Regions from separate parts of the Homo sapiens genome. Here regions 2 and 3 are each linked to region 1. Evidence: chromatin loops called from intact Hi-C (ENCODE). Cell type or tissue: IMR-90. All regions are shown on one strand. Each heading gives the region's core, and the rest is flanking DNA. Links, peaks and the distances in the headings are about the cores only.

Evidence for each region. Peaks named below come from ENCODE experiments on the same cell type or tissue, not always from the same donor. Only the 100,000 strongest peaks of a DNase experiment are listed, where the experiment ranks them.
Region 2: it touches region 1 in a loop (13-fold over the local background); 87 of 110 quality-filtered maps call a loop at or near these places.
Region 3: a loop joins it to region 1, with 11 times the contacts of the local background. A loop is called at or near these places in 96 of 110 quality-filtered maps.

What each region holds. Positions count from the first base shown.
Region 1 is chr22:35,625,587-35,628,640 of GRCh38, forward strand. It overlaps LOC284912 (a long non-coding RNA gene), which reads right to left. Exons shown (of 4, transcript XR_001755514.1): 4 at 1,990-2,073. Among named protein-coding and RNA genes, the nearest start is that of MB, 9.8 kb to the left of the region's middle. In IMR-90, for the core only: a CTCF peak has its summit at 1,753 (motif pointing right); DNase peaks (open chromatin) are centred at 1,775 and 2,325; H3K4me3 peaks cover 822 bases; H3K27ac peaks cover 797 bases.
Region 2 is chr22:36,122,651-36,125,704 of GRCh38, forward strand. No RefSeq gene overlaps it. Among named protein-coding and RNA genes, the nearest start is that of APOL3, 37 kb to the right of the region's middle. RefSeq lists an enhancer at 1,351-1,645 and a silencer at 1,586-1,655. In IMR-90, for the core only: a CTCF peak has its summit at 1,521 (motif pointing left); a DNase peak (open chromatin) is centred at 1,431; H3K27ac peaks cover 311 bases.
Region 3 is chr22:35,920,536-35,923,589 of GRCh38, forward strand. The region is part of intron 2 of RBFOX2 (RNA binding fox-1 homolog 2); the gene reads right to left. Among named protein-coding and RNA genes, the nearest start is that of RBFOX2, 110 kb to the right of the region's middle. In IMR-90, for the core only: a CTCF peak has its summit at 1,381 (motif pointing left); a DNase peak (open chromatin) is centred at 1,416; H3K27ac peaks cover 499 bases.

The DNA.
Region 1 (3,054 bases), core at 369-2,868:
AGGACATAGAAGTTGGTGTGTTAGGACTAGGTTTGGTTGTTGGTAACAGAAAACTCAAAATAACATGGCTTCAGCAAGAGAGTATTAATTTCTCTTTCATATAGAAGTCTAGAGGCAGGGGATTCAGAGCTGACATGGCACACCACAGTCTCGGGGACCCAGCTTCAATCTACCTTAGTGCTCTGTCATGTTACACATATGGCCTTCACCTCCTCATCCAAGATGGCTGCTTGAGCTCCAGCCATCGTGCCCTCATTCCAACCAGCAGGAAGGAGAAAGGGGTGAAGAAGGTTGTGCCCCTATCTTAAAGAACACTTTCCAGAAGTTGTAATTAATACTTTATCTTGCTGCGCATCCAATGGCCGTACCTCACTGCAGAGGAGGCTGGGATATGTAGTCTTTATTTCTACATGGCCACATCACCAGATAAAAATTGGAGTTTCTACTACTTAGAAAGAAGTGGGGAAGGTATATTAGATGAAAATGAGCGATTTCTATCATAGGAGACATAAAATAGCATGCTATGCAGGACGCATAAATATTTTGGTGTTTCCGTGGTGGAAAAAGTGAAGGGGAGAGTGATGATTACAGAAATAAACAGAGGCCAGGCATGGACAGCCTTGGGAGCCACAGACGTGGGGGCGTGTCCCCAGGGAGAGCCACAGAAGGGTTTCCGAGCAAGGGAGAGCCATGGTCTGATTTGCTGTCCTAGAAACATCACACTAATTGCAGATGTGATTAACATAATGGAGGGGACACGTCTGGAGCCAGGAGGCATTTCTCCCTAACATTTTATTATAAAAATTTTCATACATGCAGCAAAGTGGGAAGAATCTCACACTGAAAACCACCTAAACTCTACCACTGGCATTTTACTAAATGAATTTAATCATGCTTCTCTCTCCCTCTACGCACCCATCCATTCTTCTTGTTTTGTGGCATTTTAAATTGCAGACATCTATCTGATTCCCTGCAGAAACTCCACAATACATGACATGAACAAGAGTTCAAAATTTCTTTGCATTTTCTGTTTTGCTGTAAGATGTAAAATTTACATTTAATTGCACATGTCTTAAATATACATTTGCTGAGATTTGACAACTACACTCACTTGTGTAGCTCAAACTGTATTAAGTTAGAGAACATTGTCATCACCCAAAGTTCCTGCACGCCCCTCCCCAGTCAATCCTGGCCCCCTCACCTGCCAGAGACAACCACTGTCCTGATTTTTTTTTTTTGAGGCGGAGTCTCAATCTGTCACCCAGGCTGGAGTACAGTGGTGTGATCTTGGCTCACTGCAACCTCTGCCTCCCGGGTTCAAGCAATTCTCCTACCTCAGCCTCCGGAGTAGCTGGGACTACAGACACATACCGCCACACCCAGGCTAATTTTTTATTTTTATTTTTAGTAGAGACGGGGTTTCGCCATGTTGGCCAGACTGGTCTCAAACTCCTGACCTCAGGTGATCCGCCTGCCTCGGCCTCCCAAAGTGCTGGGATTACAGGCATGAGCTACTGTACCTGACCTTACTTCTTTTAAAACCACAGATTGGTTTGGGGAAGGCAGACATTTGAAAGCCTGTTGGGGGGCCATGTACTGAGTGGGGTGGGGTTCGGAGCTGAAGGAGAGGCAGGGCAGAGGGAGACAGGATTTCCAGGGCTTCCCTGCAGGTTGAACTTGGAGGCTGGAGAGAGTCATTTAACCAGAGTGCCCGTCATCTGCTGCCAGGAGTTGAGTTTCTCGCTGAGTGACCGGGCAGATGGTGGCGCCATTTACTAAGGTGGGGTACCCAGGACGAGGACGGGCCGGGGGTGGGTGGAGACCAGTTTCCTTTGGGACACGTAGCATCGGGTGTTCAAGGGGCATGTGCCTGGCAGTTGTAGGGATACACAGCCATCCCCAGGGCAGCTCCTTTCTTCTGACCCCTGTGGAGGTGTGAGCTGTCCTCTGGTGAGGTGGTGCCAGGGAGCGGTCGCCAGGTTTGTCCACCTCCTTCTTGGCCAGCCGGCACCAGCGTGTATCGGGCTCCCTTCACCAGGAAGGGGAGGTGCTCTCCTCGGTCTACCCTGAAGGCTGCACAAGGGGCGTAGAGAGGGCATGGGTGTGGTTACTTCTGGGTGGCAGGACATGGGAAAGGAGACCTTACTCCTTAGGGGAAGCTGGGGAGCTCAGGCGCCCGTCTGGGCAGTCTCCAGGCCAGGTCCTCTCCTTCCTTGTTCCCTCCCCAGCATTCTGCAGCCACACACATTCTCTCTCCCCAGGCACCGCCCATCCCTGTCCCAACACCTCCCACCATTCCCTTGAAAAACAATCAAACCCCAGCTCCCCCAGGAAGGAGGCGTCAGAGTCAGCTCTGCTCCAGGGAGGGCCCCCCAGGGAGGGGGCAGGAGAAGCAGAGAGGGAAAATGAAACCACGGTCACCCTGGGCTGCAATTAGGTTTTCTCTGGTCTCTCTCAAATCAAACACAACCCACAGCAGAGCCATTTCTTCCTTAAAAGCCCATTTGTGGTTCATGCCTGTAATCCCAGCACTTTGGGAGGCCGAGGCGGGTGGATCACGAGGTCAGGAGATTGAAACCATCCTGGCTAACACAGTGAAAACCCATCTCTACTAAAAATACAAAAAAAAAAAAAAAAAAAATTAGCCGGGTGTGGTGGCGGGTGCCTGTAGTCTCAGCTACTTGGGAGGCTGAGGCAGGAGAATTGCTTGAACCTGGAAGGCGGAGGTTGCAGTGAGCCAAGATCACACCACTGCACTCCAGCCTGGGCAAGAAAGCAAGACTCTGTCTCAAAAAAAAAAAAAAAAAAAAAAAAAAGAAAGAAAAAAGAAAAAAAAAAGCCCATTTGGTCCTCAGGAGATATTGCTATTCTTCCCATTAGCGTGAGTTGGACTCATTTCTTGGGAATCAATGCCCCATCCTTATTCTGCTAACACAGGATTGGGTTCCCCTTCCAGAGTTGCATCACAAAACATCCTGAATTTATCTGGCAATTTGGAGAAGCCTCAGTTTACCCCATCGGGCTGAGGGTTACAGTCTAAGCTATAGGAAGTGC
Region 2 (3,054 bases), core at 214-2,713, 500 kb after region 1:
CGTGGTGAACCCCTGTCTCTATTAAAAATTCAAAATTAGCCGGGCATGGTGGTGCATGCCTGTAGTCCTAGCTAGTTGGGAGGCTGAGGCAGGAGAATCGCTTGAACCTGGGAGGTGGAGCTTGCAGTGAGCCAAGATCGCGCCATTGCACTCCAGCCTGGGCTACTAGAGCGAAACTCTGTCTCAAAAAACAAAACAAAACTAAACAAAACAAAAAAACAAACCAAACAAACAAACAAAAACCACCAAAAAGCAAGCCCCCGATCTCAGTGGTTCACAACAGCAAAGGCTACTTCTTGCTCACGCTACATGTCCATCATGGGGCAGGTGCCTCTCTGCTCCGGTTGTCTTCCCTCCTGGACTCAGTATCATGGAGCAACCACTTTCTGGAAGATTGCTGGTTGCCACAGTAGAGGAAAAGGGTCTTATATCAGCATTCATTGCTGTGGCTTAGAAATGACACATATTATTTCCATTCAAAACTCTTTTGTCCAGAACTGGTTACATATTCCCACCCAACCATAAGGAGACCAGGAAGAATAATCCCACTGTGCATCTGGAAAGGGGAAAAGCCAGACAAATGTGGCCAACAGCCCCAGTGACTACCACCACAGTGCTTTTGAAAACCACTGCCCAGAGCCAGAAGGATGGAGGATCAGCATGGCGGTAGGAGGAAGGGAGAAGCCAGAGGGGAATGAGGAGGAGCCGGGGTGCCTGGTATGGAGGGCCATCCATCCTTGGTCAATGTGCAGGGCTGGGGCCAGAGGAAGGCTGGGCGCCTTTCTCATCTGGACCCAGACCCAGACAGACCCCGGGGCCATTCCGTTCTGCAGGCAAACAAGCCAGTCCCGCTAGAATGTGGCAGTCACAGGCTTTCAACATGGAAGGTGGAGCTGCCTGGACGCTGTGTTTTTTTTCTGTTTGTTTTTTTGAGACGGAGTCTTGCTCTGTCACCCAGGCTGGAGTGCAGTGGCATGATCTGGGCTGATTGCGCCTCGGCAAAATCTCGGCTGACTTGCCTCCCGGGTTCAAGCGATTCTCCTGCTTCAGCCTCCCGAGTAGTTGAGATTACAGGCGCGCACCACCACGCCCGGCTAATTTCTGTATTTTTAGTACAGACGGGGTTTCATCATGTTGGCCACGCTGGTCCTGACCTCAAGCGATCCGCCCGCCCAGGCCTCCCAAAGTGCTGGGATTACAGGAATAAGCCACCGCGCCCGGCCAGACGCTGTGTTTTCCTGGCACTCCACTTCATGAGCAAAACTGTCACAGAGTAGTATTTCCCTGGCTCCACCCCTCCGGCGCTGCTGGATTCCTGAACCTATTCACTTCTTCTGAAGTGCTCTCAACTTGGCCTCCCTGGCTCCTTCCTGGTGCAGACATTTACTCTTCCTGCTCCGGCTTTGTGCCTCTGTAAAACTGCTGACGTCACCAGCAGCGGCTCCGACCGCCTGTCCTCCAAGGTCCCGGGCTGCGGCTGCGCAGCGCCGACAGCACGATGCGTGTGCCGACAGCGCCACCTCCTGGCTCTGCCGAGGCTGTTGGCAACACGCAGGGCTCGCAGTGCGCCCGCTTTTCTACTGCAGCCCTCAAAATTCAGCACGAGGCTTGGCTAGGGGAGCTTGAGTGGCTGACACTGTGGTCTGGTTAGTTTCCATTCTGACCCATGCTAGCCGTCTTTCAGATTCTAGAACTCAGTTCTTCTCCGGACCTCCCTCCCAGCCACAAGTCTTTGAATATGCGGCCTGCAGCTGGGCTCCCCTCATCCCCGCTCTTCTCCCCAACCTTCTTCATCATCCCTTGGCCGATCTTGAAGACTTAGCGGAGGCAGGGCGCAATGGCTTACGCCTGTAATCCCAGCACTTAGGGAGGCCGAGGCGGGAGCATCACTTGAGGTCAGGAGTTTGAGACCAGTCTGGCCAACATGGTGGAACTTTGTCTCTACTAAAAATACAAAAATTAGCTGGGCGTGGTGGCGGGCACCTGTACTCCCAGCTACTGGGGAGGTTGAGGTAGGAGAATCGCTTGTACCCGGGAGGCAGAGGTTGCTGTGAGCCAGGATTGAGCCACTGCACTCCAGCCTGGGCAACAGAGCGAGATCCTGTCTCAAAGGAAAAAAAAAGTCTTAGCTGAAACGTCACTTCCTCGACTCCTCAAATTTAGTCAAGCCCCCGTGCTATGAGATCTCTCCCCTTCTTGCTGGACGGGTTGGCAATGCTGGAGGATCTTGAAAGAGGAACACTCATGGGTCAAGAGCATTTCCTAACAGCGAACAGAGGTTTCAGAATCCTCATGAGCATCGGTGTCTCCTTGCTGGGACGCTGCTCACACACTTTGTGATCCTCAGAGGTGAGATGCAGGCCTATTAAACACGCTGGCCTTGGTGAGAAAGCCTCTGTGGGTTTCCTGTTTATCCCAATAAGCTGATTCAGGAAAGGAGACATCTCCTTCCTTCTCTGTTTGCCATGGAGGACTCACACCTTTCTTGTCCCCAGGACAGTGGACATCTGTTTGCCAATGCAGACCTCGTGCTCACTGGAGGCTGGAGAAGGCACGCTCAAGAAACGTTCAAGGCATGACAGCTACCCAGAAGGCCTCTAGTGCCCCAAGAGCTGCTCATCAGCCCCATTTTCTTCCTAATATTATTTAAAAATTTAAAGAAATTCAGTGAAAGTGTAAGCATACAGGCATAGGTAGTAGGTAAACTAGAATTCACTCTTGCTGGGGGAATACCACCCAGGGTTTGAAAAGATACAGAAGGCAAAAGAAACTGCATTTAGTATAATAAAATACAATTAGGCAGAGCACGGTGGCTCATGCCTGTAATTCCAGCACTTTGGGAGGCCGAGGAAGGCGGATTACCTGAGCTCTGGAGTTTGAGACCAGCCTGGGCAACATGGTGAAACCCCGTCTCTACAAACATACAACAATTAGTGAGTCTTGGTGGTACATGCCAGTCATCCCAGTTATTTGCTGGGCTGGGCTGGGATGGGAGGACTGTTTGGGCTCAGGAGGTCAAGGCTGCAATGAGCTGTGTTCACGCCACTGCACTCC
Region 3 (3,054 bases), core at 214-2,713, 290 kb after region 1:
CATGTCCCCTTCTCAACCAAAATCTGCTTACTGCCTTAATTTTATACTTTAAGCCACTCTGGACAAATTGTTTACCCATAGTACCAAAGCACTCAGTATCCTATTCTTCCTAAAAGCATATCATGAAATCAAAACAAGACGGACTTTAGCAAGAATTATGATAAAAAAGCTTACAACCTTACAAGGGACTACTTGGCAGCCATGAAATGATGCAGCAGACATAGCTAATGGCATGAAACGATGTTTATAATAAAGTAGGCCTGAGCTGGAGGCATTTTACAAAAGTTTACACAATATGATTGACATCTGGTAAGGAATTTTAAAATGTGTATATATGCAAACAGAGTTACGCTGAAACAAGATAATCAACAACAAAACGTTAAGATAAAGTTAAATATATTAAGGCAGATTTTATTCTATTCTTTTGATCTGCTGTATATTCTAAATTTTCTTCAATGAATGCAAATTACTTTTGTTTTAAAAAAATATTTTAAGGACTTTTAAAAAAGAATTAATTTAAAGATTGCAACGCCTCTTAGCATTTTCTTACCAGCCACTATAGTATGGCTCAGGAGTCAGAAAAACCAGGGTTCAAATCCCTATTCTACCACTTATTCTATGTACGACTTTGGCAAATCACTTAATGCTTTTAAGGCTTGCTGTTCTCATGTGGAAAATGAAGAGGAAACTCCTAGCCAAGTACTTGGCACATAGTCTTCCATAAATACCAGTGCCCTTAACTCTTCCACTCCTTTACCCTATGACAGTGGTTCTCAAGTTGAGTGTGTATAAGAATTACCAAAGCATGTTAAAACAGATTACTGGACCCCATCCTCAGAGTTTCTGATTCAGTAAGTCTGGGGAAGAGGCAGAGACCATGAATAAAGGTAAGTTCCCAGGTGATGCTGATGCGGCTGGATTTGAAGCCACACTTTGAGGATACTGCTCTAGGCAATAAGACTTACAAAGTCTTCTTACAACATGTTATACAGGTATGAAGTGCTCTTTCACATCAAAAGTATTTCAGGAATACATGCTCACTGGATACTGAATTAAATTAGAAGCTAATACTGCACATCCACCCAAAAGGCCAACCTTACAACATGGGATAATTCACCCCAGCACATTGAGGGAATTGGTCTTCCACTTAAAGCAGTCAGCAAATAACAATTATTAACACTGCATTTAGAATATTCTGGTTCCAGCATGGGAGAAAACATGAGAATGCAGACACAGATCAGACAAATGAAGAGATGGACAAGAGAATCCACTGCAAGAAGTTCTGTGCCTGTCTGGTAAATTCATCTGGGGCAGAGGGGCAGATTCTGTTGTGTCACAGAACACTTGCTTTGCTCTGGGTGCCCTCTGTTGACAAAAACTGACATAGCCACTTCCTTCCCTCCCTTTTCTCCTCCCACCCTAGGGCCAAGAGTCCCACTAGTGTGACTCAGACTTGAGGCAAGGTTTCCAGTTAGAAAATTTTCCTAAGCCCATATGTAGGCAAGACAGACCTTTCCTTCCTCCAGCTTTCCTAAGTCCCCTTCTCTGTGTGCTTGTATCTGCAGCTTATCTCCAAACAGGTTAATTGTTTCAGGACCATGGAACAAAAAGTGAACAGCATTTAGCATAATGATATGTGAAATTTAAATCACAATTGCATTTCATTTTAGAAATGGCTAGTATTCACACAGAGGGAATAAACTGAGTTTGTAAATAGTGTCAAATACAATGTGAAACTCTGTTGGTATTAAGAATACTGATAAGGCCGGGCATGGTGGCTCATGCCTGTAATCCCAGCACTTTGGGAGGCCATCGCGGGCAGATCACGAGGTCAGGAGTTCGAGGCCAGCCTGACCAACATAGTGAAACCCCATCTCTACTAAAAATACAAAAATTAGCCGGGCATGGTGGCTAATTTTCCAGCTAGTCAGAAGGCTGAGGCAGAAGAATTGCTTGAACCTGGGAGGCAGAGGTTGCAGTCAGCCAAGATTGCGCCACTGCACTCCAGACTGGGTGACAGAGCTAGACTCCATTTCAAAAAAAAAAAAAACTAGACATGTCTAAATCAGGACTTTGGTCTATGGGCTACTTGTTTTTGTAGAACCCACACACAGACTACCAGCTAAGATAGCTTTTACATCTTGTAATGATTGAAAGAAAAAATCAAAAGAAAAATGACATTTCATGACATATAAAAATTATATGAAATTAAAATTTCGGTACCCACAAATAAAGTTTTACTAGAATAGAGCCACAATCTTTTGTTTACTATAATCTAAGCCTGCTTCCCTGCTACCGTGCCAGAGTTCCTGAGTAGCTCTAACAGAGACCATATGGCCCAGATGCTCTCAGATGCTTTACAGAAAGTTTGCCCCCTCCTGTTTTAAACTATTGATAAATGTGACACCTGAACCTTCAGTCAGGTATGAAGTGCTGGGTTTGAAGTCCTATGGCTCTGTCTTAGCAATGACTTCCCCCAACATTTAGTGTGAGTCCTGCACGTGGTGAGGGGTCAGCCTACACTGCCTAACACACTCCCCTTGCATCCACAGAAGCTGAAGGTACTGTGATAGATTTCTGGCATGTTTTTTGGCTAATACTTATCAGCAATCCTATAAAAGCATCCCATCTTACAAATGAGGAAGTAAGCCTAAGGGAAGTTAAGTATCAGTCCAAACTGGAATTTGAACTCAGGTCTGTCTGACACCAGAGTTCTTTGATCATTCCTCACTGGTTTTCAAACTGTCTTCCAGTCAGCAGAGCCTTATGGGGGAAAGGGCTCCAGGCCTTTCATATCTTTTTTTTCTTTTTTCTTTTTCCTTTTATTTCCCCAACTTCTTACACTTCCATATTGTTTTAGAGATAGGGTCTTTTGTCGCCCAGGCTGGAGTGCACTGGCACAGTCAGCTCACTGAAGCCTCGAACTCCTAGGTTCAGGCCATCCTCTTGCCTCAGCCTCTAGAGTAGCTGAGACTACAGGTGCACACCACCACATCTGGCTAACTTCCAAATCTTTTCTAGGAGGACCATTCCATTTGCCTTTTTAATAAATTG